4 separate regions of the Homo sapiens genome follow, and regions 1, 2 and 3 are each linked to region 4. Evidence: chromatin loops called from intact Hi-C (ENCODE). Cell type or tissue: heart right ventricle. All regions are shown on one strand. Region 1 overlaps LEMD3 (LEM domain containing 3). Region 2 overlaps LEMD3 (LEM domain containing 3). Region 3 has its middle 23 kb from the start of TBC1D30. Region 4 holds the start of WIF1 (Wnt inhibitory factor 1).

Region 1 (8,000 bases), 98 kb before region 4:
CATGGACCAATTCCATTTGTGAAAAATCCAGAAATTAGTTAAAAGGTTCCTGCACCTAGGCAAGCACAAAACCACCTGTATCAAAGCTGTTAGGAAAATTCATATCACTCACTTCCCAGACACTCTCATCACCCCACAGGGCAGTGCAATAGAGAGGAAACTCCCAACTCGTGGCTTCCTCCTCAGAAGGAAAACAGAAGACTAGAACATACATCTAATGATCTGACTTTTCGGGGCAACTGGTTTCTGTCATGTCTGAATCTAATAGTTGAAAGACACCAAATTAAGGACTACTAAGAACAAAGGCAACAGCACTCACTCACCATTGTCCCTACCCCCAGCTCGGCATGAAGAAAGTTGAGAAAAACCCCAACTCTTGGCTTCTCCCTGGGGAGGAAAAAAGTTAGACATGCATCCAAAGTTCTGACTTCACAGGGGCAAGGAGTGTTGCCTCGCTGGCTTCTGCCTCACCTGATTCAAAATGCGGATAGGACTCAGTATACTCCAGATGCCTGGGGGCCACTAAGAAGAAAAAAGAGCTGGGCCAGGAGCAGTGGCTCATGCCTGTAATCGCTGCACTTTGGGAGGCCAAGATAGGTGGATCACAAGGTCAGGAGATCGAGACCATCCTGGCTAACATGGTGAAACCCCGTCTCTCCTAAAAATACAAAAAATTAGCTGGGCATGGTGGCGGGCACCTGTAGTTCCAGCTACTTGGGAGGCTGAGGCAGGAGAATCGCTTGAACTAGGGAGGCAGAGGTTGCAGTGAGCTGAGATCGTGCCACTGCACTCCAGCCTGGGCAACAGAGCAAGACTCTGTCTCAAAACAAACAAACAAAAGAGTTGGATAGCTTATGGCAGCTCCAGATAATCTACAGACACCAGGGATAACCTACAGATACCAGGGATCAAAAGATTATAAACTATGAGAAAATAAACCAGCAAAACTTCTCTAATTGGAAATTCACAGGCAAAAATCCAGAGAGGTCACAACCACAACCACAGAAAAGATATCTAAGAAATCCAGAATGTCTACACAGACATATTGGTAAAAGACTTTCCCCACACAAAGTCTACAAAGGTGGCTGTTTTTTTTATTTCTGTTGTTGTTAAATGCACGAATCCCAACACAAAGTAACAAGGCACATGAAGAACCATGAAAACATGGTCAATCAAAGAAACAAAATACACTTCCAAAACATATCCTAAAGAAGTAGAAGTCTAAGAATTACATGACAAAGAATTCAGAAAAAGCCATCATAAAGATACTCAACAAGATCAGGAAAACAATGCATGAATCAAGTAAGAATATCAACAAAGAGACAGAAAATATTTTTAAAACCCAGAAATTTTGGAGCTAAAGAATAACTGAATTTAAGAATTCATTAGAGGGGTTCAAAAGCAGACTGGATCAAACAGAAGAAAGAATCAGCAAACTCAAAAGAAGGTCATTTGGAATTATTCTGTCAGACAAGCAAAATGAAGAAAGGATAAAGACAAGTAAAGAAAGTCTAAGGACCTTAATGGGACACCATTAAGCCAACCAATATAAGTAATATGGAAGTTTCAGAAAGAGAAGAAAGAAACAGGCAAAACAAAACAAAACAAAAACAAAAACACCATGTTATTTGGGGCCCAAAACTCCCCAAACCTGGGGAAGAAAATGGGTATTCAGACTCAAGGAAGCCAATGAATCCTAATGAGGATAGACCAAAATAAGTCCATATTCAGACATGTTATGTTCAAATTGTTGAAAACCAAGGAGAAGAAAGCAGCCAAGACGCAAGCTACTCATCACATACAAGGGAGTCCCCAAAATACTTTACAAAGCAGGAGAGAGTGAAATAACATATTCAAAGTACTGAAAGAAAACAACTGCCAACCAAGAATACTGTGTGTGTGTGTGGTAGGGGGGAGGGGGGAGCAGTACATCGTACTATTAAAAATGGTATACAATTTTTTATTTCTGGAATTTTCCATTTAATATTTTCAGACCATAGTTGACTAGGTGTTACTGAAACTGTGGAAAGCAAAACCATGGATAAAGGGGACTACTACATATCCAGAAAAACCATCCTTCAAAAATGAATAAAGATTTTTTCAGAATAAAAGCCAAGGGAGTTAATCATCACTAGAACTGCCTCACAAGAAATGCTAAAGTGACTCCAAGTTAAATGAAAGGATGCTACCTAGCAATGCAAAAGCATATGAAAATATAAAGCTTGCTGATAAAGGTAAATATATAGACAAAATCAGAATACTGTAACACTGTAATGGTGGTGTGTAAATCACTTAATTGTGATATACAATTTAAAAGACAAAAGTATAAAAAACTTTATAAAAATATGTTGATGATACACAATATGAAAAGATGTAATCTGTGACATCAATAATATAAAGGATGAAGAGAGATATAAAAAAGTAGACACTTTCCATGTGACTAAAGTTAAGGTGTTATCAGGTTAAAATATTACTGTGAATATAAGATAATTTATATAAGCCCCAATAGTAACCACAAATGCCTAAAAAACACACGTAAAAGAAAATGAGAAAGAAATCACAGCTTGTCACTACAAAAAAAAAAAAAAGACACAAAAAAGAGTAAGATATGGAAAAGGGGACAAAAAAGCTACAACACGGAGAGAAAATATTCAACAAAAAAGGCAATATAAGTCCTTTCCTATTAGTAATTACTTTAAATGTAAATGGACTAAACTCCCAAATCAAAGCACACTGAGTGGCTGAATGAATAATTAAAAAAAAAAGCTCCAATTTTATCATGTGTACACCTTAGATTTAAGGACACACACAGGCTGACAGCCAAAAGATGGAAAAAGATATTCCATGCAGATAATAATGAATAAAGAGTAGGGGTAGCCATACTCATATTAGACAAATTTTTGACTTAAAGGCAACGTAGTGAGATCCTGTCTCTACAAAAACTTTAAAAATTAGCCGGGTGTGGTGGCATGTGTCTGTAGCCCCAGCTACTTGGGAGGCTGAGGCAGGAGGATCACTTGAGCCCAGGAGTTTGAGATTGCAGTAAGCTATGATCTCACCACTGCACTCAAGCGTGGGTGACAGGCCTAGACTCTGTCTCAAAAAAAAAAAAAAAAAAAAAATCATCACATGAGACAAGGAAGGATATTTATTATATAAATGACAAAGGGATCAATTCATCTGGAAGATTTAACAATTCTAAATATGTATGTATCCCACATTAGAAGATCAATAAGGGAGCAGAGGACTTGAACAACAATTATAGATCAAATGGATCTAACAGAAATATACAGAAAATTCCACCCAACAGGAGTAGAATACACATTCTTATGAAGTGCACATGGAACATTCTCCAAATCAGATCATATGTTAGGCCACAAAAATCTTAACACATTAAAGACGACCGAAATCATACCAAGTAACTTTTCACACCACAATGAAATGAAACTAAAAATCAAAAGCAGAGAAAAACTGAGAAATTCACAAATATGTGTAAATTAAACAACATTCTCCTAGAACAAGCATTGGATCAAAGCAGAAATCAAAAGAAAAATTATAAATGTATTAAAATAAAAAAATAAAAAACACAACCTAACAAAATTTATGAGAAGCAGTAAAAGCAATACAAGAGAGAGGTTTACAGTGGTAAGCCTATGTTAAGAAAAAAAAATCTCAAATGAGAAATCTAACTTTACATCTCAAAGAACTAAAAAAAGAACATACTAAGCCTAAGATTAGCAGAAGGGAGGAAATAATAAAGATTGGAGCAAAAATAAATTAAATAGAGAATTTAATGAATCAATAAAACTGAGAGTTGATTTTTTGAAAAGATCAAAATTGACAAACCCTTAACTAGACTAAGAAAAAAATCAGAATTCATTTCTGAGTTTATTATCTATTTTATTAAAGAAGAATTAATGCCAATCCTATTCAAATTCTTCTGAAAAATTGAAAAGGATGAAACAATTCCAAACTCATTTTATGAGGCCAGCATTACTCTGACACCAAAGACAATGATACTATAAGAAAATTACAGACTAAAATCCCTGAGATACAAAAATCCTCAAAAAAACACTAGCAAACTGAATTCAAAAGCACATGAAAAGGATCACACACCAGGATCATATACCTCAGACACAAAGATGGTTCAACATACAAAAATCAAAACTGAGTATGCCACATTAATAGAACAAAGGATTAAAATCACATGATCATCTCAATAGATGCAGAAAAAGCATTTGACAAAATTAAATATCCTTTCATGATAAAACCATTCAATAAAGAGGAATAGAAGGAAATTATCTCAACATATTAAAGGCCATACATGGAAACCCTTAGCTAATATCATACTCAATGGTGACAAACTGAAAGATTTTCCTGGCCAGGCATGGTGGCTCACACTTATAATCCCAGCACTTTGGGAGGCCGAGGTGGGTGGATCACGTGAGGTCAGGAGTTCGAGACCAGCCTGGCCAACATGGTGAAACCCCATCTCTACTAACAATACAAAAAAATTAGCCAGGTGTGGTGGCACACACCTGTAATCCCATCTACTCAGGAAGCTGAGACATGTGAATCGCTTGAGCCCAGGAGGTGGAGGTTGTATTGAGCAGAGATCACACCACTGCACTCCAGCCTGGGCGACAGAGTGAGACTCTGTCTCAAGGAAAAAAAAAAAAAAAAAAGAGAGATTTTCCTCTAAGATCAGGAAGAAGGCCAGGGTGGCTATTTTTCCCATCTCTATCTCTCATAGCACTAGACATCCTAGCCAAAGCAATTAGATAAGAAAAAGAAATAAAAAACATCCAAATCAGAAAGAAGTAAATTTATCTCTCTTAGCAAGTGACATAATCTTATACATAGAAAGCCCTAAAGATTTCACCAAAAAAATCTTGTTATTTGGCTGGGTGTGGTGGCTCATGCTTGTAATCCGTGCTTTAGGAGGCCAAGGCAGGAGGATAACTTGAGCCCAGGAGTTTGAGACCAGCCTGGGCAACATAGCAAGGCCCCTATCTCTACTAAAAAGAATCTTGTTAGAATAAACAAATTCAGCTAAGTTGGAAGATATAAAATCAATATACAAAAATCAGTTACATTTCTATACACTAACAACAATCTGAAAAGGAGGTTAAGAAAATAATCCCATTTATAATAGCATTAGAAAGATTTAGATACTTAGGAATAAACTTAACCAGGGAGGTGAAAGACTTATACACTGAAAACTACAAAAAAAAAAAAAAAAGCTGAATGAAATAAAAGACACAAATAAATAGAAAGACATCTCATGTTCGTGAATTGGAAGACTTAATATTACTCAAATTACTATACCACCGAAGGCAATACAGCAATACAAAATCCCAATAGCATTTTTTGCAGAAATAGAAGACATAATCCTAATATCCATATGGAACCACAAAGGCCTCACACTGACTTTAAAACATATGACAAAACTATAGTAATCAAAACAGTATAGTACTAGCATAATAATAGACATAAATGGACCAGTGGAACAAAATAGAGAACCAGAAATAAAGCCACTGATGTATGATCCAACAATCTTCTACAAGGGTGCCAGACTACACAATGGAGAAATGACAATCTCTTCAATAAATGGTGCTAGGAAAACTGGATTTCCACATGCAACAGAATCAAACTGGACCTTTATCTTATACCGTACACAAAAATCAACTCCAAATGGATTAAAGACTTAAATGTAAGACCTGAAACTATATAACTTCTTGAAGAAAACATAGAAGAAAAGCTTCTTGACGTTGATATGGGCAATAATTTCTTGGACATGACACCAAAAGCATAGGCAACAAAAGCAAAAACAGAAAAGTGGGACTACATCAAACTAAAAAGCATATGTGCAGTAAAAAAAAACAGTGAATACAGTGAAAAAGTAACCTACAGAATGGGAGAAAATATTTGCAAACCATATATCTGACAAGGGGTTAATATGCAAAATGCATAAGAAACCCCCACAATTCAATAACAAAATAAATAACCCAACTTAAAAATCAGCAAAGAACTTGAATAGCACTTCTCCAAAGAAGATATACAAATGGCCAACAGATAAGGTATTATATATATGCTGTATACATGCTATATATACACACAGATGTATATGTATATAAATGGTATATGAAAAGATGCTCAACATCAGTAATCATCAGGGAAACACAAATAAAAACACAGTGAGCTATAAGGCAAATAAGTGTTAAGGATAGGCAGAAACTGGAATCCTACTATACTATTGGAAAGAATGTAAAATGGTACAGTCAATATGAAAACAGTATGGAGGTTCCTCAAAAAATAAAAAGTTGAACTACCATATTATCTATCAATCCCACTTCTAGGTATTTGTCTAACAGAATTAAAAGTAGAGTCTCAAAGAAGTACTTGCATTGCCATGTTCATTGATGAATTATTCACAATAGCCAAGAGGTGGAAACAATCTAAAAGCCCATCAACATGACTGGATAAAGAAAATATATGTATACATACAATGAAATTCTACTCAGCCTTAAAAAATGAAGGAAGTACTGTCATGTTACAATATGGATGAAACTTGAAGATATTATGCTAGGTGAAATAAGCCAGTCACAGGACAAAAATTGCAGGATTCAACTTATATGAGGTATCTGTTAATCACACTGATGGAGGAAGAAAGTAAAATGGTGGTTGCCAGGGATATGGAGCAGAGGAAAACGGGGGCCTGCTGTGCAATGGCTATAGAGTTTCAGTCATACAAGATGAAGAAGTTCTAGAGATTTGCTGTATAAGAATGCACATATAGTTGTACGGTATACTTAAAAATATGTTAACAGATTTCACGTTATATATTTTTTACCACAATTTTAACAAGGGGATGGGAGGCATGAAATTTGTATGGCATGACTTGTCCACGTTCAAATGCCAGCCACCTTCCAGGGATCAACGTTTCCATTTGCAAGAACTCAGATCTTTATGAAATTATCTTTATGGAACTGGACCGACAACAAGCTTTCCTGTATGGTTTTCAAATGCCACTTTCCACTTCTGAGAAATCAGAATGACATTTATCCATCTTTAATCTTTTACTACCTTTCATTAAGATTTTCCAGAAATTATTTACAGTAGTTTAGAAAATTCAACAGCAAGTTCTCTTAGTATTTGGAGAAGAAACTGATGTGGGACAGAAGATTTTAAATAAATGGTTAGATATTTACCTGCTCTCTTACATGCTACTACTCACCTATCTCAATTTCCCTATGACCAATGTTTCTTTGTACCCTTTCCAAATTAATATGCATTCTCTCATAGAGAATGTTCTAAAACAAACTAAAAAAAATTGAACAGGTGGCTCACGCCTATAATCCCAGCACTTTGGGAGGCCAAGGCATGCAGATCACTTGAGGCCAGGAGTTTGAGACCAGCCTGGCCAACATAGTGAAACTCCATCTCTACTAAAAATACAAAAAACATTAGCTGGGCGAGGTGGTGGGTGCCTGTAATTCCAGCTACTCGCGAGGCTGAGGCAGGAGAATCGCTTGAACCCCGGTTGCGAACGTTGCAGTGAGTCGAGATCAGCCATTGCACTCCAGCCTGGGGAACAAGAGCGAAACTGTGTCTCACAAAAAAAAAAAAAAAAAAAAAGTTGAACAATTTTACTTTCTCATAACTGCTCATATTATACCAAACAGCAGGCCCAAGCTTTTAACAGTACAATTAAAATAATCAAACATATGATTCTTACAAGTAGCAATGATTTATATAATTTTTTAAAATATAGCTATTAAAATTCTAATTTCATTGCTTACTTTTAAATACGCAGCTGCCTCTTGAACAGAAAGCGTTCTTTGACTAGAACTGCCACATTCATGATCTCCTGGAAAGATTAGCATATTATTAATTTTGAATCAGTACTCTCTTAAACAGAAGAAAACAAACATAATTAATTCAAATATTTTATACATTATACAATTACAGGTTATATTATTATAATCAGTAAAGAAAGA
Region 2 (8,000 bases), 110 kb before region 4:
TGTGGTATCATATTACACATACTACTGTTCTACTTGTTTTCTTCATGGAACAAAATATTGTGTCAATGTCAGTTTACATGGAAAAAACCCTATTTTTTTCAACAAAATAGTATTCCATTGTATGATTATTCTATACTTTTAATCAACACCTTATTAATGAACATTTAGAATATGTCCAATTTTTAAAAATTTATCAAATATAATACTGTTATAAACACCTTTACCATGTGCCAAGTACTATTTTAGAAACTAGAGGTGCAGCATAAACAACACAGTGAAAAATTCCCTGTGTTCATGGAGCTTGTATTATTAGTATGTCTTTATGTCCCTTTTGAGCAAAAAATGAATTTTTTTTTTTTTTGAGACAGAGTCTTGCTCTGTCACCCAGGCTGGAGTGCAGTGGTGCGAACTCGCCTCACTGCAACCTCCATCTCCAGGGCTCAAGCACAGTCTTGTGCCTCAGCCTCCCAAGTAACTGTGATACTACAGGCGTGTGCCACCACACCCAGCTAATCACTGTATTTTTAGTAGTAGTAGAGATGGGGTTTCGCCATGTTGGCCAGGCTGGTGTCGAACTGCTGGCCTCAAGTGATCCGCCTGCCTTGGCCTCCCAAAGTGCTAGGATTACAGGCATGAGCCACTGTGCCTGGCTCGTAGAGGAAAAAATGAATTTCTAAAAACAGAAATAAAAAGTCATTTCAAATTCTCTCTAAAAAAAAGATTTTTCTAAGAAGTGTCCTATTGTATTTTATCAACAGATTCTTCAACAGCATTGGAAATTATAAGGTTTTCATTTGATCAGTATAGTTTACTTCCTAATATAAAACTGGTAAGTTATTCTAATGTATCAAATTTGCAAATGTAATAAAAAGTTTTATAAAGCAGAACTAATCTTGTTAGGCATCATTACATGAAACTACTATTAGGATTTTTAAGATGGTGAAGATAACTATAGGCCATCTGTTTTTTTAAGCTTGGGTGTTTATTATAGCATTTACAAACATCAAAAAAATTGCAGACAATGTATTTAATGATTGAAAAAAGGTTTATATATGAGATCATTTCAATGGATATTATGAACTTAGAAATAATCATGATGAGAGCTAAACAGCTATCTGCTTAAAAAAATAAAACTACAACATTTAATTTATATATACAGTCATACCTCAGTATTCACAGAGGATTGGTTCCAGGATGCCCCATGGATACCAAAATCCACAGATGTTCAAGTCCCTGATATAAAATTGCATAGTATTTGCATATAACCTATGCACATCATTCTTTATACTTTAAATCATTTCTAGATTACTTATAACACCTAATATAAATGAATATAGATAGCTGTATTTTTAAAATCTGTATTTTTTCCATTGTACTTTTTTTCTTTTTATTGCCACTAAGATTTTTGATCCACGGTTGGTTAAATCCATGGATGCAAAACCCATGTATACGTAGGGCCAACTGTATTTATAATTATAAAATATATGTACTCATATGAGTAGCACAAGAATGAGGATACAAGTGATTTTTATTTGCTTTAATATTGTTTTAAAATATTATGCAATAAAGTTACACAAAATAATTTCAGGCAATTAGTTTCAATTGTTATAAATATACTACTAGAAATCACTTTGTATATAAATGAAAATCTACAAAGCAAGATTAATATAGGTTATCAGTGTAGCTGAAGACAACATTATTGCATTTAGTCTTCTTTGTAATGTTGTCACTACCATACATTTTTAAAAAGGATTTTGTACTCATTTAGTTCTTCAAAGACACAGATGCCACATAGTACCCTTCAAATACATGCATATATTAAAAATCAATGAAATAAATGTTGTATTTACTTGTACTTATATACATGCTGTTCAGCTTGTATTGCTATGATTTGCCTAGTATCATGGCATGCTTTGCATTACTACATATAATACTGGACAAGTATAATCTAGTCTTTGAAGACCAGACTATAAACATAAGTTTCAGATAACATAAAAACAAACTCCCAAGGTTATTAGTGCAAATTTTAAATATACAAATTTTAGGAGGCTGACATTATAAATATTACTGTTCTCATCAAATATCCTTAAAAAATGTACACAATGGTTCAAATTAACAAAGACACCTACAGATCTAAAAAGCTAAGTACGAGGAGGAATGAAGGCCTTAAATCTCTTAGTTATAAAATAGTAAGGGTAAGAAAAGAGGATCTGTTGTTATTTTCCCTTTTTCTGTTTTCCTTTCCTTTATTAATATCACTTGACATCCACTCATTATCTGGAATACAAGAAAACCATGGAATGTTCATTTTATGGGTACACATTCTCAATAAACAATTGATTATTTAAAACCTCATTAAGGACTTAATGGGGTGTTGAGGTCTAAAATATGCCACTATTTCCACAAATATATATACGGCATTCTAGAGTATTAGAAAATGGAATTTTTATAAAAGCAAAAATTGAATTATTTGCTTGTGCCAAATAGTTGATGCTAATACTGTAGCATACATAGCATATACCTGATTTTAACAGTTTAAACTGTTTTATTATTCACTTTTTGTAGCCACCTGGAAAGCTGTGGGCACGGCAGGGGTTGGTCAGCTTTTTCTTTTGTCCGTAAAGGGCCAGAGAGTAAACACTTTAAGCTGTGCAGCCATATAAATTTCTTTCTTTCTTTTTTAAAAGCAAGCTTTAAAACTGTTGTAAAACCACAGCTCACAAGCCATACAAAAACAGGCAGGCTGGATCTGGCCCATAAGCCATGGCTTGCTAACCTCTAAGGTAAGGCATTCCAGCATCATAAAACAAACATTTTCCAATAACTGATGACAAAAATCAGGAAGAAACTAAGTTTTTAATTTTTAAGGCACAACTTTTATTACTATTGTTTATTACTATTTACTTATAGGCAAGAGCTCAGTCAGTATACCACTGACTGCTTCATGTAAATCTTTCTAAATTTGAAGTATATTTTCCCAAATCTTAAATCTAACACATTATGTGTGTACTCACGCATACCCCCATGAACTCTCCCAAATGTTCTTTATTTTCAAAATCGTGGGTCAAAAATGTGTACTTTAAAACCCACATCAGATGCTCTGAACTTGGATTACAGTTTCCAAGTACAAAAATAATACTGTTTCATTAAATAAGGCAACAAAACTTTAGTTAGTAAGAAGGGAAAAAGGCACTGGTATAGGGAGAAATCAAGCAAGGACTAAAAACCTAATATGGATAGTTTATGAAACTGATAATTTACACAGTAATAGCCATGCAGCCTTCCAGCTGGTGAATATTCTAGTGAACTGTGAGATGATCTACACTATGCATCAGATGGCACCTTTTAAAATTAATTAAAATATAACACACAGAAATCCACAATGCTGAACAGGATGTAACTCCTGATTCAGTAAGAATTGTATGATCTTTCACCTGCTAGAATAACAGAAAAAAACATAGTCTTTAGAATCAAGTAGACCCAGAACCAGATGCTGGCTCCATTACAGATTAGCTATATGTACAACCTTAAATGGGACAAGTGAAAAATATGCCACCTATCCAGATGTATCTACTTTGACCACTTTTTCAGATCCTAACCCTTAATAGCACCAGTCCCTTGCCCACTCAATAGCTGGAGCTAAGGATTATGAATCCACTCCATCCACTTAAGAGGCAGAACAATATATAGAAAAGAGCAAGTACTTTGGTTCTATTCCCAGTTCCATCACATAGTAGCTGGATACTCTAGTTATTAGCCCCTCTATGGTTTAGTTTCTTTATGAAATGGGTCTAATACCACCTATCTTGTTGGATCATTCTGAAATTAGAATTAACATATAGAAAGTACCACACTGTACTTTATAAACCTTAATTATTATCATAAAATTTCCCCCTCACTCCACTTCTCAGAACACTCATTTTTCCACACAGACTTTTATTAACAGTAATTAGCATTCTAGGCCATAAAAGTCTATCCAGCCCCATAATTTGACACATTTGCAGCTGTCTACTTTCCTATTATTTTCTTCACAAATCTTAAACATATTCATTGTGTTAAAGGTTAAGAAGGTTTTGAAAGCAACCTAGGAACGTAAACCCATTCATTACATTATTCCATAAAAAGTTATACAAAGTCACTACCATCTAACTTAAAAACCAATCATGTATTTTCACGGAAATATAAACTATGTATTTCTTCAATGTTCCACCAGAGGGACCTCTTAACTTTTCACAAATTAAAATAAGCTTTCAATATCAAAAACAACGAGTTTTTTAAAAAGCTCAAGAAGAGCACTGGAGTAGTTAGAAAAATAGTGTTTAAATTATTTAAATTAGTTATTAAGTTTATTTAAATTTCCTTTGAAGGAGAAAACTGGATAAAGAATTAAACATAAATAATTAAATTCAAGAAAACAAAAATATGTTACTGAGGCTTATTCACTCATTTTACTCCATCAAACATTTACTATACTCACTGTGCTTAAAATGTACTAGAAGTTGTGAAAAAATTAGCTTACACTTGTAGGGGCTCTACACATTCTTTGGTTTATTTATTCCTCAATCTAAAAACTTAAATGTGTTGCTGGTGAAACTATAGTGCAAATACATGAAAATATGTAATAGATCTCTTTCTCATAAGCAGAAGGCCCTCCATATAGATATTATAATCCTTGTTTGATATCAACTTTGTAGTGAGTTTCCTCCATATTTATGCCAGAATATGGATAAAATAACATAGAGAATTTTGGCTAGATTGTGCTAAAGCAGTCATTTTAAATTGGGAATTAATATAGCAACATATATCAAAAGCATTTTTAAAAGTTCATGCTCTTTGAACAAGTAATTTCCTTTTTAGGATTATTTCCTAAGAAATATTAGAAAATTAAATACTATATGCAAAGATTAGAGTGATTTCATAATATTGAAAAACCACAAACCAATAAAATAAAATCATACCATGAAATATTATTCAGTGATAGAAAACATTTTCAAAAATCATTCAACGGTTTTTGAAATACACACAATAATTTCAAGGGAAAGACACATGAATATTTATAGTATAAAATATTTATAATAAAGTAATATTAGCTTTAGAAAAAAATATTTATAATACTAATTAGAGGAAAATGGACCAAAATTTTACCAGTTGTTATCCTTAGGTAGTGAATTTGAAGCTTTTTTTCCTTTCATTTTCCATATGAATTAAATAATGAGTGTTATTTAATTTATTTACTTATTTTTGAGACAGGCTCTCACTCTGTCATCCAGGCTGGAGTGTAGTGGTACAATCAAGGTAATCCTCCCATCTCAGCCTCCCGAGGAGCTGGGACTACAGAGGGTCTACAGAGCCATGTGCCACCACACCTAGCTATTTAAAATTTTTTTTTTGTAGAGACAAGATCTCACTATGTTCCCCAGTCTGGTCTCCACCACCTGGGCTCACATGATCCTCCTGCCCTGGCCTCCCAAAGTGCTGAGATTATAGGTATGAGCCACTGTGCCTAGCCAATATTATTTAATTTTATGTTGAAAAAATAAGCATTATTAAAAATAGTACTTTAAGACTTTTATATAGACCTTAAAATTACATTTTTGGGGGAAAAAAATCCTGTTTAAAGCTCTCTCTGTTTTGCTTTTGACAGTACAAACTGCGTCTATGGTGGTGACAAACCACGGCAGGTTTTATAGCATTTGAAAAACATGAAAAATGAGATTCCAAAAAGAAAAGGTAACAAAAACACACATACATAAACCTAACTATAAAAAAAGAGTATTAACATTTTACATAATTCTTTAAGAATGAAATTAAATTAATCCATAATCTTATAAAAATATGCCACAGAAATTCTACTAAATTAAGACAAAACCGAATATGAAACATAAAATAACTCAAGATAAAAAAATCTTCTAAAGGCTACAGAGTTCACTGCAGAAAAAGCATTTAATACAATGTAACATCTCTTCATGATAACTCTCAACAAACTAGGTACTGAAGGACACAATAAAGGCCATATATGGCAAACCCACAGCCAACAGCATACTGAATGAGAAAAAGCTGAAAGCTTTCCCTATAGGAAATGGAACAAGACAACAGTGCCCATTCTCACCATTCTTATTTAACATAGTATTAGAAGTCCTAGCCAGAGCAATTAGGCAAGAAAAAGAAATAAAGGGCATCCAAATTGGAAAGGAGAAAAATTGTTCCTATGTGCAGATGACATGATGTTAATGTGGAACACTCTAAAAGTTCCACCAAAAACCTCTTAGAACTGATAAATAAATTAAATAAACTTGCAGGACAGAAAATCAATACTCAAAATCAGTAACATATACCAACAAAAAACTAGCAGAGAAAGAAATTAAGAAAGCAGTTCTACTTACAATAGCTACAAAAATAAATAAATGAATAAAATACCTACAATTAAATTTAACCAAGAAGGTAAAAGATATCTAAAAAAAAACCATAAAACACCATAAAAAGACATCCCATGTTCACAATTAGAAGATTATGAAAACTACACTACCAAAAATAATCTATGTATAGATTCAATGCAATCCCTATTACAATACCACTGACATTCTTCACATAAGTAGAAGAAAACAATTCTAAAGTTCATATGGAACTATGAACAGTCAAAGCAATCCTGAGCAAAAGGACAAAGCTGGATGCATCACACTATAAAACCTCAAAATACACTACAAAGCTATAGTAACCAAAACAGCATGGTACTGGCATAAAAGCAGACACACAGACCACTGGAACAGAATAAAGACCCCAGAAATAAATCCACGTATTTACAGCCAACTGATTTTCGACATAGGTGCAAAGACCATTCACTGGGGAGAGGACAGTCTCTTCACTAAATGGTGCTGTGAAAACAGGCAGAATGAAACGAGCCCCCTTATTTCTCACCATACACAAAAATCAACTCAAAATGGATTAAATAATTAAATGTAAGACCTAAAATTATTAAAGTACTAAAAGATAATACAGGAGGAACGCTTCAGGACATTAGTCTGGACAAAGGTTTTTATGGAGAAGACACAAATGCAAAAATAAATGGTGTTATAGCAAAATAAAAGATTCTGCACAGCAAAGGCAGCAACAGAGTGAAGAGATGACTAGTAGAATGGGGGACATTTGCAAACTATTCATCTGACAAGGGATTGATATCCAGAACACACAAGGAACTCAAAGGGCAAATGAGCTTAGCAGACATCTCTTAAAAGAAGACATACAAACAACCAACAGGCATATGGAAAAATGCCCAACATATGAATCATCAGGGAAATACAAATCAAAACCACAATGAGATATTCACTCACCCCAGTTAGAATTGCTAGTATCAAAAGGACAAAAAATAACAAATGCTGGCGAGGATGCAGAGAAAGGGGAACTCTTATCCACTGTTGGTGGGAATGTAAATCAGTACAGGCATTGCAGAACATAGTATGGTGGATCCTCAAAAAATTAAAAATAGAACCACCATATGATCCAGCAATCTCACTACTGGGTATATATCCAAAGGAAAGAAAATCAGTAAGTGAAAAGAGGTATCTGTACTCTCATTTATTGCCGCATTATTAACAATAATATGGAATCAACCTAAGTGCTCATTAACAGATGAATAAAGAAAATGTGGTATATATACAATGGAATACTATTCAGCCATAATAAAGAATAAAATTATGTGATTCACATCAACACCGATGCACTTGAAGAACATTATGTTAAGTGAAATAAGCCAACCACAGAAAGACAAATACCATATATTCTCACTTGTGGAAGACAAATGAGTTAGAAGTCCAAGTTAAGGACTACTAAGAACTTGGCTTATTTTACCTTTGGGGAAACTAAAAAGTTGATCTCATGGAGGTAGAAGAGAATAGTGGTTACTAGAGGCTAGAAAGTGGCAAAGTGGCAGGTGGAGGGTCTGTAGCCAGAGGTTGGTTAAATGAAATTATAACTAGGTAGGAGGAATAAATTCTAGTGTTCTA
Region 3 (8,000 bases), 320 kb after region 4:
CTTACTATGGCAACTAAAATCTTAAAAGAAGAAACTATTTTATTTATTTTATTTTATTTTATTTTTTGAGACAGAGTCTCACTCTGTCACCCAGGCTGGAGTGCAGTGGCATGATCTCGGCTCACTGCAACCTCTACCTCCTGGGTTCAAGCAATTCTCCTGCCTCCACCTCCCAAGTAGCTGGGACTACAGGTGCCCGCCACCACGCCCGACTAATTTTTGTATTTTTAGTAGAGACAGGGTTTCACCGTGTTGGCCAGGCTGGTCTTGAACTCCCGGCCTCAAGTGATCAGCCTGCCTTGGCCTCCCAAAGTGCTGGAATTACAGGCATGAGCCACCACACCCAGCCAAGAAATGTATTTTCTCAATGAGACACACTGAAGAGGAGTCACCAGTAAGTCAACAAAGAAAAACAGGATGATGTGCAGAAAAACCCAGTAGCATCAAAAACAGGATTCAGGACTCCAGAACCCACAGCCCAATACTGTTCACAAATTTAGCTCTTCCTCTAAAAGGGATGATTATTATTATCACACTTTTCTAGAAACAACAACAACAATCTATTAACATGGATACATAAAGACTGTTTAGCGCCATAAAGCCTGTGTCTTTTTATAGGAGTGTGGTGCACTGCAGACCTTAATGTGGGACCTCAAACACAAGAAGTCTCTTTTTTATTTTGTTTTAAAGTCTTCTGAATGAAGGCCCAATTTCTCTGTGTCCCAGGCTGGAGTGCAATGGCATGATCTCAGCTTACTGCAACCTCTGCCTCCCAGGTTCAAGCAATTCTCCCACCTCAGCCTCCTGAGCAGCTGGGATTACAGGCCCCGCCACCAAGCCCAACTCATTTTTTGTATTTTTAGTAGAGACAGGGATTTACCATGTTGGCCAGGCTGGTCTCGAACTTCTGACCTCAGGTGATCCGCCCGCCTCAGCCTCCCAAAGTGCTGGGATTACAGGTGTGAGCCACGCATTCAGCCAAAAGAAGCCTCTTTAACGGTTCTACTTAGAATCATCATCCAACACCTGACGACTACAAACCTCCCCACATCACAGGGTTGAGGGTTGAGCCCCGTATACCTTTTGTGGGTGATTTTAGGAGAATTAGGGCAGAAAATGCTCAGGGAAGGCCACCAATGTGGGCTAAAAGAGATCTGCCCCAAAAACCTCAAGTGGTTTAGAGGAAAAAAATGAATTTTGTGCCCCTTTCCCACTAGTTTTTTCATTACATAACTGATTCTAGAGTCTGCAATCTGACACATCAGAAAATTGGTGGGGATCAGCCAATATCATACTGAATGGGCAAAAACTGGAAGCATTCCCTTTGAAAACTGGCACAAGACAGGGATGCCCTCTCTCACCACTCCTATTCAACATAGTGTTGGAAGTTCTGGCCAGGGCAATCAGGCAGGAAAAAGAAATAAAGAGTATTCAATTAGGAAAAGAGGGAGTCAAATTGTCCCTGTTTGCAGGTGACATTATTCTATATTTAGAAAACCCCATCATCTCAGCCCAAAATCTCCTTAAGCTGATAAACAACTTCAGCAAAGTCTCAGGATACAAAATCAATGTGCAAAAATCACAAACATTCCTCTACACCAATAACAGACAGAGAGCGAAATCATGAGTGAACTCCCATTCACAATTGCTTCAAAGAAAATAAAATACCTAGGAATCCAACTTACAAAGGATGTGAAGGACCTCTTCAAGGATAACTATAAACCACTGCTCAACGAAATAAAAGAGGACACAAACAAATGGAAGAACATTCCATGCTCATGGATAGGAAGAATCAATATTGTGAAAATGACCATACTGCCCAAGGTAATTTATAGATTCAATGCCATCCCCATCAATGACTTTCTTCACAGAATTGGAAAAAAACTACTTTGAAGTTCATATGGAACCAAAAAAGAGCCCACATTGCCAAGACAATCCTAAGCAAAAAGAACAAAGCTGGAGGCATCACACTACCTGACTTCAAACTATACTATACAGCTACAGTAACCAAAACAGCATGATACTGGTACCAAAACAGAGATACAGACCAATGGAATAGAACAGAGCCCTCAGAAATGATACCACACATCTACAACCATCTGATCTTTGACAAACCTGACAAAAACAAGAAATGGGGAAAGGATTCCCTATTTAATAAATGGTGCTGGGAAAACTGGCTAGCCATATGTAGAAAGCTGAAACTGGATCCCTTCCTTACACCTTATACAAAAATTAATTCAAGATGGATTAAAGACTTAAATGTTAGACCTAAAACCATAAAAACCATAGAAGAAAACCTAGCCAATACAATTCAGAACATAGGCATGGGCAAGGACTTCATGTCTAAAACACCAAAAGCAATGGCAACAAAAGCCAAAATTGACAAATGGGATCTAATTAAACTAAAGAGCTTCTGCACAGCAAAAGAAACTACCATCAGAGTGAACAGGCTATCTACAGAATGGGAGAAAATTTTTGCAATCTACCCATCTGACAAAGGGCTAATATCCAGAATCTACAAAGAACTTAAACAAATTTACAAGAAAAAAATCAAACAACCCCATCAAAAAGTGGGCAAAGGATATGAACAGACAATTCTCAAAAGAAGACATTTATGCAGCCAACAGACACATGAAAAAATGCTCATCATCGCTAGCCATCATAGAAATGCAAGTCAAAACCACAAGGAAATGCCATCTCACACCAGTTAGAATGGCGATCATTAAAAAGTCAGGAAACAACAGGTGCTAGAGAGGATGGGGAGAAATAGGAACACTTTTACACTGTTGGTGGGACTGTAAACTAGTTCAACCATTGTGGAAGTCAGTGTGGCGATTCCTCAAGGATCTAGAACTAGAAATACCATTTGACCCAGCCATCCCATTACTGGGTATATACCCATAGGATTATAAATCATGCTGCTATAAAGACACATGCACACGTATGTTTATTGCGGCACTATTCACAATAGCAAAGACTTGGAACCAACCCAAATGTCCATCAATAACAGACTGGATTAAGAAAATGTGGCACATACACACCATGGAATACTATGCAGCCATAAAAAAGGATGAGTTCATGTCCTTTGTAGGGACATGGATGAAGCTGGAAACCATCATTCTCAGCAAACTATCACAAGGACAGAAAACCAAACACCACATGTTCTTAATCATAGGTGGGAACTGAACAATGAGAACACTTGGACACAGGATGGGGAACATCACACACCGGGGCCTGTCATGCGGTGGGGGACGGGGGAGGGATAGCATTAGGAGATATACCTAATGTAAATGAAGAGTTAATGGGTACAGCACACCAACATGGCACATGTATACATATGTGACAAACCTGTATGTTGTGCACATGTACCCTAGAACTTAAAGTATAATAATAAAAAGAAAGAAAGAAAGAAAGAAACAAAATTGGTGGGGATCAGAGACAAACAGGGCAGGAAGAGTCGTCCCAGGTACTGGATCAGGGAAAGGAGCCAGCCTGCCCTCTGCTGGCCATCTCGGGTAACAGCAGCAAAATGTGGGCGACCCTTTTCGTCTCCACCCAGAGCTCGAGGGCCCAGATATGCCAAAAACAAAACAAGGTGCCCAGGGACAGCAACATTCATACATGACCAAAGCTTTTTGGGAAAGATCACAGGCCAAATGGCAAGCTTTAATGCTTCCTTAATGACCATGTCCTGGCATATCCTTTTCTGCAAATGATGTCGGGGAGGCAATACTGGACAGAACCAAAAAAGAGCTGTAATGGGCTAGGCGTGGGATAGGACATGCATTCATTAGCAACAATTATTTTCCAACACACAGTGTCAAAATATATTTCTATACAGAGTCCATTACAAACAAGTACTTGTTCGTGCCAGTACCAGAAAAGAAAAATGATGTTTCATCATTGTTCAATAGCATATAATCCACTGAAAGTAAAAATTCACAGCAAAAACGCCAAAAAGCAGGTAGGAGAAAACCTCCTGCAGTTTGGGGAGGGGATAAGGTTAGATGCACATTTAAGACTGGGTAAATAAAATTTCACAATGCTGTTAAGGAGGTCCTCAGAACACATCTGAATTTACCTGTCTTTGCTATTCTCCTGCTGCCTGATACATAGGTTTTTGAACTATTTTTCAGTCTTTCTAACTAGAATGATAAACCTAATTTTCTCTATTCCCTCCTCATGTAAAGATTGTATTAACACTGTCAATTAATAAATGTTTACTGGATAATTGCTATACTCTCAAAATGCTTTTAATCTAGCTAGGAAGGCAGCCCACATACACTAGTGCCCTGTGTTCAACAGGAGGTGGCACTAGATTAACCCTACAGCTCCCTCTAGCTCCAAAATCCTAAAATGTTACAATTCCATAAAATTCCTCCATGTTTATGAACTAAGAAACTCCGATCTCAATAGAACCCTGTTGGTGCCCCTTCCCAAGCAGTCCCTTTCCTGTTTGTCAAAGTGATGATTATAAATATGTACTGTTGTTCATAAGCGCTAAGCCTACCCCACCTGCCTCTCTTGCTTTCATAGCCAAATCACCTGCTTCATGTGTGCACACACATGCACACACACACACAAACTTTGATCCAACCTCTTAACTTATCCACCCACCCATCTATCCATTCATCTCACACACATTCAATGAGTCCTACTGTAATGAAGCTGTGTAACAGATGCTGAGAAAAAGAAGATGAATGATACGGCCCCTCCTCCAGAAAATCTATGTCTAATGGGCAGGGAGAGAGAAGACAGATGTATAAAGAAACAAATATCAAATATAATTAGCACTCTAATAGACATAAGTATAGGGAATGGTGAGGTTCAGAGGAGGAAAAATTCATCAATTCTAACAAACGGAGAGGGACAGAAGCAGCTCTGTACGAGGAGCACAGAACAAGCCTAGTTCTCATCCGTCTCACCTCCAGAAAACTCCAGAATGACTCTAATATCCTTGCTGAGAAACCAAGTGTAATGTGGCTTCTGTCCCCACCATTGCATGAAACAGAAACTCCTCTTAAATGAAACATCATTTTTAAAAGGGAAAATTCCAATGCTCTTTCACAACCTTTTCTTACTTCTCTATTTAACTATATGTACACATGTTGTTGACAGCTGTTCTGTGGAAGCTAACCCTGCATCTCCCTGAGACCCTGCCTCTAGCCTCCCACAGCATCTTCCACGCTGCTCTCCTTGTTGGCTCTTCTCTCTCCCAGGGTTCTGCCCTCTCTAACAGGTCACTCCCTTCCCTCGCAGTCTACATGTGGTACCTGAGGGATCTCTGCTGCAGCCTCCCACATCTTACTCAAGCCCTCACATCCACCCAGATTCCTCCTCTTCCCATATCACACTCTCCAGTCCCACTGAATCTCCCTCCTAAATATCTCATTGCCTTTCCTCCACTTCCAGGAGCCCCTTTCCCAGGGCCCATCGACTCTACGAGCTGATTCCATTCGCCTCTCCCAATACTCCTCACATCCACTCACCTTATCCAGCCTGTCCTCACTGCTGTCAAAATGACCTCTGAAACATGAAAACCCAGTCGCATCACTCTTGTGCTCAGGGAGATATTGCTACAGGACACACAATCTAAACTCCAGTCTCAACTTCTGCCACTTCCCTCCAGCCTCTAGTTTTGTATCTAGCAATTGTTGATTACCAAGAGTATCCCAAATACCTGATGCTCCCTCAGCCTCTGTGCCCTTATCTCTGCATGGAATGTCTGCCACCCCTCCTACCCCTGTCCACAGGGCACATTTCTATCAGGCTTTTGTTTTGTTTTGTTTTGTTTGAGAGGGAGTCTCACTCTGTAGCCCAGGCTGGAGTGTAATGACGCGATCTCAGCTCACTGCAGCCTCCGCCTCCAGGGTTCAAGCAATTCTCCTGCCTCAGCCTCCCAAGTAGCTGAGATTACAGGCACCTGCCACTACGCCCAGCTAATTTTTTGTATTTTTAGTAGAGACAGGGTTTCACCATGTTGGCCAGGCTGGTCTGGAACTCCTGACCTCGTCATTTGCCCACCTCAGCCTCCCAAAGTGCTGGGATTACAGGCATGAGCCACTGCGCCCGGCCTCTATCAGCCTTTTCTAATCGCACTTCCCCATGTTCCCTAGTGCTTTGAAGATTAGGGTGGTTCCCACCTTTGCTCCTATTGCCCTTTGTACACACAAGGCTGACCATCAGATATAACATGTATCCCCAAGACACATTTACGTATCACATTCTCAATGGAAACACACAGAGGAAGAGCACTCTTCTTGCATGTTATTGGAGAAGAGGAAGCAATCCTTTCCCGAAGAGTTAAAAAATTATATTATCCCTAACAGTGATTATTCAACACCTGCTCCTCAAATAACCCATCTCATCAATTTCTTTTATAAGTGAAAAGCCCAGCAACCTTCATAATTGCCTTACACAGGCTAGGATGCAAATGCTGATGGCAAAGGCAACCTCTGAACCTCCCACAGTGGGAATTATTGCAGTAGTAGTAAATACTACAGCCAGACAGTTTTCTAAACATTTTACATACTTTAACTCACTTAATTCACATAACCATCCTATGAAGTGAAAGTACCATCATTCCCATTTTACTGATGAGAAAACTGAAACACAGAGGGGTCGGGGAACTTGCATGAGACTGTAGAACTAGTAAGTGGCAAAACTGGGATCTGAGCCCAGGGGACATGGCTCCAGAGTCCATGTTCTCAACCAATGTGCCCCCCTCCCATCCCATCAGCTCTCCAGAGGCACATCGTCAGAAGCCCAGGCTTCTCTCACCTTTCTCCATCCCTGCTCTTAAGAAAGGTGCCTGATCCCAGCACTTTGGGAGGCCGAGGCGGGCAGGTCACGAGGTCAAGAGGTCAAGACCATCCTGGCTAACAAGGTGAAACCCCGTCTCTACTAAAAAATACAAAAAATTAGCTGGGCATGGTGGTGGGTGCCTGTAGTCCCAGCTACTCGGGAGGCTGAGCCAGGAGAGTGGCGTGAACCAGGGAGGCGGAGCTTGCAGTGAGCCAAGATCGTGCCACTGTACTCTAGCCTGGGTGACAGAGCGAGACTCCGTCTCAACAAAAAAAAAAAAAAAAAAAAAAGGTGCCTGAAGCCAGACCAGCCTGGCAGATGCTGAGGCCCAGTCTGTACCCTGAAGAAGTGGTCCCAAGGAAAGAGAACCAAGAAGAGAAGAGGATCTGCATACACAGAGAACACTCTGAGCTCCCATTCCATCTTTCTACCACTCATCCCCAGAATAACTCTGTTGCATAATTGAGCAAACGTCAAGGTTTTTAAATTTTACAATAGGAGGTCTTTCAGGTAGTCTAATACCACTCAAACGAGTCCTTGTCTTGAGAATATCAAATCAGCCTTGACTTGCCTGAAATTCTCCTATGTCAGCAACACCTTCTCCTAAGCATTTTCCTCCAATTTCATAAAAATACATAATTCTATCCTGAAACAGTGTAAGACTCATTGGAATGTCAAGCTGAAACCTGGTACAGTGAAAACCACCATTTGTTAGCTGATTATATTGGAAAGATGGATTCAGAATACTTCAAAATGTCAGCACATGATGTGTAAAAATGGCAGTTGTCAAAAAATCTATTTCAATATACCACAACCTCCATTAGAACTATTATACTGTAATTTTTTATTTGCTTCTCTGACTTTATTCTTCTGAAAGCTCACTGAGGATACTGTATATTTTTCTTCTTCTTTGCATGTTAGCACCCAGCAGGTACTCAACACAGAACTTTTGAATTTATAAACAATTACATATATACATGTACACATTTAACATTTCAAAGTACTTTCAATTCTGTCTTCAAAACATAGTTCTAAGAGGTAAGTAGGGCCAATACTATTGTCCATTTTACAGATGAAAAAGCAGAGGCACAGAAAACCAGAATGATGGCTGAAGAGAGGTGTAGAGATGACTTTAATGTTTGGTTTCAGATTAAGGATAAAATGACATGCTTCTATACTGGTTGAAATCATCCAGC
Region 4 (8,000 bases):
AGTACCACTGAAGCCTCTTTTATGTCCTTTCCAATCATTACCACTCTTCAAAGGTTATCATTATCTTGATTTCTAATATCATAGATTAGTTTCTTATATTTTTGAATTTTTTAAATATGGAATCATATTTAAAGCCAAAGTATGTACATTTTGGCTTTTTTAACTCAACATGATGTTTTCAAGAGTCATTAATGTTGTAATTATTAGGATGGGGCAAAAGTAATTGCGACTTTTTACCATTGTTTTTAATTGCAAAAACTAATACAATTTGTTATTCTTATTGCTATGTAGTATTCCATTTATAAATATGTAACAATTTCTTTATCCATTCCACTGTCAATAGATATTTGGGTTGTTTCTATTTTGGTGCCATTATAAACAGGGATTTTATAAACATGTCTTTCGATGACTATATATATATATATATATATATATATATATACACACACACATATTTATATATTACTTTGGATGACTATATATACATACATACATATATATGTATATATATACATATATATGTATATATATATACATATATATATGTGTGTGTGTATATATATAGACATATGTCTTTTTTTGTTGGGCTTATACCTGAGAATATAATTTCTGGGTTCAGCTTTAGTACTTCTTTTCAGTTTTCAAAAATGGTTGTACCAATTTACATTCCTGCCAGCAGTATATAAGTTTTGTTTGCTTCATATCCTCACTAACCTCATATATTCTTTCTATTTCATTTTAACCATTCTGATGGGGCTGAAGAGGTTTCTCACTGTAGTTTTAATTCACATTTCTCTGATGGCTAATAAAGTTGCCATTTTTAATGTGTTAATTGGCATTTAGGTATGTTCTTTAACGAAGTGCCTGTTCAAGACTTTGACCGTTTTTCTACTGGACTCTCTTTTCACTTGTAGATTTGTAGAAATTCTTTATATGATCCGGATAAGAGTCTCATACATCCACATATCTTCTCCCATTCTATGGCTTGTCATTTCACTCTCAATACTGTCTTTTGATAAGAGTTTCTTAATTTTAATATAGTCCAATTTACCATTTTTTTCTTCCTGATGAAACACTATTTTTTAAAATTTCTTTAAAACAGGTTTAATTAAATATAGTGGACATCCAATAAACTGCACATATTTCAAGTGTAGATTTTGCTAAACTTTTGGGAGTGATAGGTAATATCTATTATTGTTATTGTGGTGATAGATTCATGGTTTAATATCTTTCAGAACATCAATTTTAATAGTTCAATAATACTTCTTCCTATGAAGATATTCTAATTTGCTTTCTCATTCCTCTACTATTGGGCAATGAAATTGTTTTCCCTTTCTTCCCTATCATATAAAAAAAACCCTTCATTAAATGTCATAAGGATAAAACAGCATGGATGAACAGAAAAGAATAGACATGGTTTTTGGAAGACAAGATATGCTAGGTTGCTTGGCAATGCCATCATGTGAAGAAAGAAGGGCAAGAATGTCACATAGGATGATGAGGAATACTCCGGCTGTGCTGTGCTTCAGTAATGAGCTGTCATGTGTTGTGATGTGCAGTTCTTAAGTGGTAAAGTGTGCAAGCCGCATAGCGAGAGGTGCTAACCTAGGTGTTGACAGCTCCTTACTTCAGGAGAAACCGACTGAAGCAGGCATAAAACAACCTTTTTCTGTTCTTTAAAATGGTTTTTAATTACAAAAGCATCTTCTAATTTTATTACGAATCAGAAAATATTTGTGCATAAATGGAAAATCATTCCCTATCTGTGTTCCTACTTCCCATAGGTAACCACTAGAAATATTTTGTTATATAAACTTTCAGACGTTATAGAAAAGGTAGACAGTTATAGTCTATCCATAGTTATATATAGCTATTATATATGGTAGTATAAGAAGAGAGTTTGTTTTTTAAGCATAATCCTCGCCAACTTGCCCTTTTCATTTACTATCTCATGTCTCCCTCTCCACAGCAGTGTAGTACAGGGGTATCTTTTCCTTCCTTCTCCAAGACACAGCTTAGGGTGCAGCTGATATGCACCAGTCTCAGTCCCAATGCCTGCAGTCACCAAGATAGTTCTGGCAACTTGCCTGGGTGAATGAATGGCTGGACACTGACAAGACCTACCTCTAGAGCTGTGTTGCCCTGGTTCCCACACAACTGCACTTCCAAGATGAGCACTGGCTTCAGCCCCCTCAGATACCTTCTTCTTCCCTGTCCCTCCGGGTCTCCTCCAGGATATGCATGGCAAACTCAGGAGCCTACAGAAGCCTAGATGGTCAAGTAAAAGAGCAAAGCATGCTGGATGGAAGAGTAGTGCAACTGTAACGACTGGGCACGCTAGTCCTCTTTGAAGGGCAGTCACTACTCACACCATCTGATTCTTTCTAAGAAGGGAATATTGTCAGATCTCTACATTTTCAAGAGCAGCCAGAAATCAAATTTTTAATTAAAAAATCTGCTTTTCAAATGTCAGCAGCTAAGATTTTTTAAACATATTCAAGTCTTGATCTTTAATTTTTAAAATAAGCTTTATATTTTAGAACAGTTTTAGATTTACAGCAAAAATGGCAAAGATAGTACAGAGAGTTTCCATATACCCCCACACCCAATTTTCCCTGTTATTAACATCCTATATTAGAATGGTACATTTGTCACAATTAATGAGCCAATATTGATACAGTGTTATTAGTAGTTGACTTACATTTCCTTAGCTTTACCTAATGTCTTTTTTCTATTCCTGGATGCTGTCCAGGATAGCACATTACATTTGGTAGTCATGTGTCTTTAGGTTCCTCTTGGCTACGAGTTTCTCAGACTTCCCTTTTTTGTTTGATCACTGACAGTTTTGAGGCATACTGATCAGGAATTTTGTAGAATGTCCTTCAGTTGGGTTTTTCTGATATTTTTCTTGTGACTAGACTGGGGTTATGGGTTTTCAGGAGCAAGATCACATAGGTAAAGTACCATTCTCATCACATCATATCAAGGGCACATACTATCACATGACTCATCACTGTTGATGATCTTGATCACCTAGTTGAAGTAGTGTTTGTCAGGTTTGTTACTTTCCCCACTTTCCACACTGCACGCTATAAAAGGAAGTCACTCTGCACATCCCACACTTCAGGAGTGGGGAGTTACGCCTCGCCTCTTTGAGGACAGCGTCTCTAAACAAATTATTTGGAATTGTTCTCAGCACAATCTTCCATAACCAGGTCCTACCTACATTTTGGGCTTCATCCCCAGCTGCTCCCTCCCTCTCCCATTCCAGGCTCATCATACTACAGGTCAGCACCTGCAGATCCTGCATGGTGCCATTCTTTCTCATGTCTCTTGCTCTCACTATTGCCACTGTCTATGCATGGATGTTCCTTATCTTTCCCCCTTGCATGCTCAATTCCCCTTTGACCTTCAAGACTGCTCAAGTATGCTCTACTCTAGAAAGTCTTCCCAGAACCCAGTCTGCCTCGAAGGATTTTCCTTGAGTCCCAAAATACCCTGTGCATTTTCCCACCATGGCGTTCATTCCTCTCTATTGTTTATTCTCAACACACTCCCTTGTTAGACTGAGAGTTCTTTGACAGCAGGGCTGTCTTTTTACTTACCTTTCTATCCCCTGTGCTTATATACGGCAAACATCAGACACCGGGTAAATATATTTTGAATGAATGAATGAACAAACAAATGTGCAGAATTCTAGATACAAGATTTCTTCTATGAATTTCCAGTCATTCTGCCTTATCAACAATCACCACATTCTGCCTTGTATTATGGTTGTTTAGGTACTTGTCTTACTTATTTTAGTAGCTCTATTGCTCTTTGAAGGCTATGATCATGTTTTATTTGTACTATAATTTCCAGGTCAGTGTCTTACATATAATAGCTGTTTAATAAATCTTTGTTGAATAAGCAAATGAGTTAATGAACAAATAAATGAAGCTGCCTGCACACATAATTGATGAGAGGGAATCGCACAAGGAAAGGAAGCATAATGAACTGGAAAATAAATGGCAGAATTTTCAAACGAAATGAAGTTGACTTGCCTAGCACATTATTTCCAAATTTTTATCATATGCTAGTAAATATTGTCACATGTTTGTTTAAAGAAATTTAAAAACTTAAATCAATTCTTAATGAAATAGCTACATAACTGCTCCTTAACAACAGAAAGGAGAGTCAAGCCTGATTCATCTCTTAGAGATAGACCTCCCTACAAAAAGAACCACGCTGCTACCCTTAAAAATCACTGTTGTATAACAAAACATGTGTTCCTTTGTCCCCTTTAATAACCAAACGAGTTTATATCAAAAATTTTTTAAATAGCATTTCTCTTTATCTATCTCTAATAAAATATAATTTTTCTAAGTGTCCTGTGCTGGAGAGAAGTAAACAGAAAACAACCATTCTGGAAGAAAAAAAACGTCCTTATAGCAAGATAGATTACCATTGTTATCAACACCAAATTCAACTGCTGCAGAAGAACCTCACTCAGAGGAAACCGAGTTAGGAGAGAATTTAGTTCCTCTTTTTCTTGCACCAAAAAATAAATTTTATGAATATTTCTCAATTAGTATTTGATTAGGAAAACCTGTAGAGGGCGTCCTTGCACCAAGAGCCATAGAGGTTTGCGCAGAACTAGAAAAAAATGTTAAAACCACTCGCTCCGAGTTAAAGAAAATGCCTATTGTGCTGTGAAATTATTATCTTTACCTGGGTGACACTGGCATTATAACATTAAAGTGTTTTAAAAGTAGCCTAATGTTCATACATTATATACATGAATATTCATAGAAATAAAAAATAATGCAATGTTGGGAAACAGGTAAATATTTTTATTGTAAAGGAAGAATCACTGTGAAGCTTTGGATGCAAATAGACTTAATTATGATTTATTTATCAGTATGAGGTATAAGTTACTAAGAGAATGGGCTTTGAAATCAGAGTGTCTGGGATTTGAACCCTTACTCTCATTTACCAGCTGGATATCCACAGTCAACTTACTGGACTTTTTGAGCCCTCTTTCCTCGTCAGTAAAATAAGAATAATAGTAGTACCTACTTAAGAGTTGTGAGGATTAAGTAAGCACTTAAAATAAAAGTACTTTAAAAATTAAGACACTGCAAGTTCAAATCAGTCATAGACTTCTTGTCTAATTCCTTTTTTCCTTTTTTTTTTTTCTATTGGTTGGTTGTATAGCTGCAAATATTTCCTCATTGGAAATCTATATTCTCAGAACCTAACACTGATTTAACTTGATGCCTGCACATGTCCACCATCTCTTCTGTTGTTTCTGTTTGTTTTTCCCTCTTGAGGCATCTGCTACTCTATAAAGGACTGATTGAAACACCACGCCCAGCCCCAGACATTTGATCCTTGAGGCATTTGTCACAGCTTCGGGTACTAAAGAACAAACACAAGTAAATGAACCTTTTATGAGTCCGAAGGCTAAGTTTTTTAATTAAAAACAAAACAAAACAAAACCCTTTTGCTTCCGTTTTCTTTGTGCATCCGAGGAATTAGGCAGGAGGCAAAAATCAGTTCTTTCTGCTGGGCCAGGTGGATAGGTTATGCTGCAGCCCACTGCCGGCCAAGCATGCTTCTCACAGACGAGGCCAGAGCCTTGGTTTTGCCCCCACGCACCTGTGAATTCGGCAACTTTTAAAAAATTATTTTATTTATTTATTTATATATTTTTTGAGACGGAGTCTCGCTCTATCGCCCAGGCTGGAGTGCAGTGCCACGATCTTGGCTTAATGCAACCTCCGCCTCCCGGTTCAAGTGATTCTCCTGCCTCAGCCTCCCGGGTAGCTAGGACTACAGGCCCCCGCCACCATGCCCAGCTAATTTTTGCATTTTTAGTAGAGACGGGGTTTCACCACGCTGGCCAAGCTGGTCTCGAACTCCTGACCTCAGGTGATCCGCCCGCCTTGGCCTCCCAAAGTGCAGGGATTACAGGCGTGAGCCATCGCGCCCGGCCGAATTCAGCAACTTTTAAAAAATATCAGCAAACGTGAAGATATCCACGATGTTAGAGGAGCCCTACCCCGGAGGGTCAGGTACAGCTATCGTCCAGGGCCCAGGGCACTCTTCCGGGCACTGCCGGGTTATCAGGGAGACAGACGGGAATCCCCAAATGCTGGGTGTCGGGCAAGTACCAGCTGGACGCCCTGCGCCTCGAGCCAAGGCCAGCGCCTGCCATCGGCACCATCGGACAGTCGAGCCTCGAGTTTTAACTGCTTGGGAGCGCGCAAAGTGCCAGCCTATCGCAGAACGGAGCGCATAGGGTTGGCGGAGAGAGGAATCCTACTGGCTGAAAGGGAGACGAAGGGCAATTTGCGCCTTCAGTGAGCGCCGGAGGAGGAACAGGAGTCATCACCTCATCATCATCATCATCATCATCATCACCATCACCATCACCATCATCAGCACTCAGTCAAGCCCAGCGTTGTCTGCTCTCCCCATTTCCCTCCCCCGAAGCCTCCCTTGGCCCGAGGAGGTGGCGAGTGATGTCCCAGGGGTCTCTGAGTGCCCTTCTCCGGGTCCGCCAGCCCTACACGCCCACTTCGCGGGCGCTCCACTGGGCGCACCGCACTGTGAATGCAGCCTCGGGGGTCCCTCGCGGCCCCGCCCCCGGGGGGGCCCCACAGCGCCCCCAAGTGGCGGCCGCCCAGGCCTCGCGGGCCCCACTCCTCGCTCGCACCTCGCTCGCGCCAGCCCTTCCCGCTCTTCTGTTCTCGCTCTATTTGCCCCGCTGACTGCTGGCCTCGCCAGCTTTGCCAGTCTTACGTCTCTGCCGCCCCCACTCCCGCCCGCGCCCCATCTTCTTGCGCGACTCGCGCCCGCTGGTCCCCCCCTCCTCCTCCCGCGTCCTGCCTGCCCCCTCCTCCTGCTCTCGCAGGCTCCTTGGCACCCAGGCCGGGAGGCGACGCGCCCAGCCGTCTAAACGGGAACAGCCCTGGCTGAGGGAGCTGCAGCGCAGCAGAGTATCTGACGGCGCCAGGTTGCGTAGGTGCGGCACGAGGAGTTTTCCCGGCAGCGAGGAGGTCCTGAGCAGCATGGCCCGGAGGAGCGCCTTCCCTGCCGCCGCGCTCTGGCTCTGGAGCATCCTCCTGTGCCTGCTGGCACTGCGGGCGGAGGCCGGGCCGCCGCAGGAGGAGAGCCTGTACCTATGGATCGATGCTCACCAGGCAAGAGTACTCATAGGTAAGGCCCCCGCCTCCAGCGCCTTCCCCTGCCTATGTCCTCCTCTCTCCACTCTTCAAGAAAGAGGGATACCTGCGTTTCTTGTGTTTTAAAACTTAATTTCCACAAAAGAGTGTTCCCCTCTTTTAATTAGATATTTTCCATCTGAAAGCTTATAAACTTCTCTTTTAAGAAACCAAAGCTGATCTAGTGTTCTGATCATGCTGTTGTTAATTTTTATAGCCCTGCGTTTTTAGGTGCACCCGGCATTTTTTTGCGTCGGTTAACTCCATGTCCATCCCTTTTCCCTGAAAGCATGGGTCTGTTGGCATCATTCTCATCATCCACAGAGAAAAATTAATCTTAGTAGCGTTGATGGTACTGAAGGCAGATGCTTGTGAACAGAAATGACCCACACTAATTCTTTGGTTTTCTTTTTGCTTGAAACTTCTGATTTAGATGATTTCAAGTCTACCTGGTTTGATCGTTTTATTATTTTAAAAACCAGGATTTGAAGAAGATATCCTGATTGTTTCAGAGGGGAAAATGGCACCTTTTACACATGATTTCAGAAAAGCACAACAGAGAATGCCAGCTATTCCTGTCAATATCCATTCCATGAATTTTACCTGGCAAGCTGCAGGGCAGGTAAGTTCTGAGAAAATTACCCTTTAATATTTCCACTGCCTTATGGCAGGTGGAAATAGTACTGTATAGTGTGTAGCCTGGTACATTTTACAGTTATTAAGAGAAATTTCTCATCTGATTGCCAAAGCAAATAAAGAATTAATTTCCATTTATTTCAAGTTGCCATATCA

What was found. A loop is a pair of places that touch in the nucleus more often than their neighbours do. Peaks named below come from ENCODE experiments on the same cell type or tissue, not always from the same donor. Only the 100,000 strongest peaks of a DNase experiment are listed, where the experiment ranks them.
Region 1: a loop joins it to region 4, with 3 times the contacts of the local background. A loop is called at or near these places in 17 of 110 quality-filtered maps.
Region 2: a loop joins it to region 4, with 4 times the contacts of the local background. A loop is called at or near these places in 17 of 110 quality-filtered maps.
Region 3: it touches region 4 in a loop (7-fold over the local background); 41 of 110 quality-filtered maps call a loop at or near these places.

What each region holds. Positions count from the first base shown.
Region 1 is chr12:65,218,422-65,226,421 of GRCh38, reverse strand. It overlaps LEMD3 (LEM domain containing 3), which reads right to left. Exons shown (of 13, transcript NM_014319.5): 4 at 7,803-7,870. Among named protein-coding and RNA genes, the nearest start is that of LEMD3, 53 kb to the right of the region's middle. In heart right ventricle, no CTCF peak of the experiment used is centred here; no DNase peak of the experiment used is centred here.
Region 2 is chr12:65,228,912-65,236,911 of GRCh38, reverse strand. All of the region lies in intron 4 of LEMD3 (LEM domain containing 3), which reads right to left. Among named protein-coding and RNA genes, the nearest start is that of MSRB3, 46 kb to the left of the region's middle. In heart right ventricle, a CTCF peak has its summit at 4,207 (motif pointing right); no DNase peak of the experiment used is centred here.
Region 3 is chr12:64,797,900-64,805,899 of GRCh38, reverse strand. It overlaps a transcript of TBC1D30 not described here. Among named protein-coding and RNA genes, the nearest start is that of TBC1D30, 23 kb to the left of the region's middle. In heart right ventricle, a CTCF peak has its summit at 3,507 (motif pointing left); a DNase peak (open chromatin) is centred at 3,526; H3K27me3 peaks cover 427 bases.
Region 4 is chr12:65,120,247-65,128,246 of GRCh38, reverse strand. WIF1 (Wnt inhibitory factor 1) reads left to right here and starts at 6,942. Exons shown (of 10, transcript NM_007191.5): 1 at 6,942-7,203; 2 at 7,691-7,830. The coding sequence starts at 7,056. RefSeq lists a silencer at 6,622-6,781. In heart right ventricle, CTCF peaks have their summits at 4,396, 4,601 (motif pointing right) and 6,666 (motif pointing left); no DNase peak of the experiment used is centred here; H3K4me3 peaks cover 851 bases; H3K27me3 peaks cover 6,833 bases.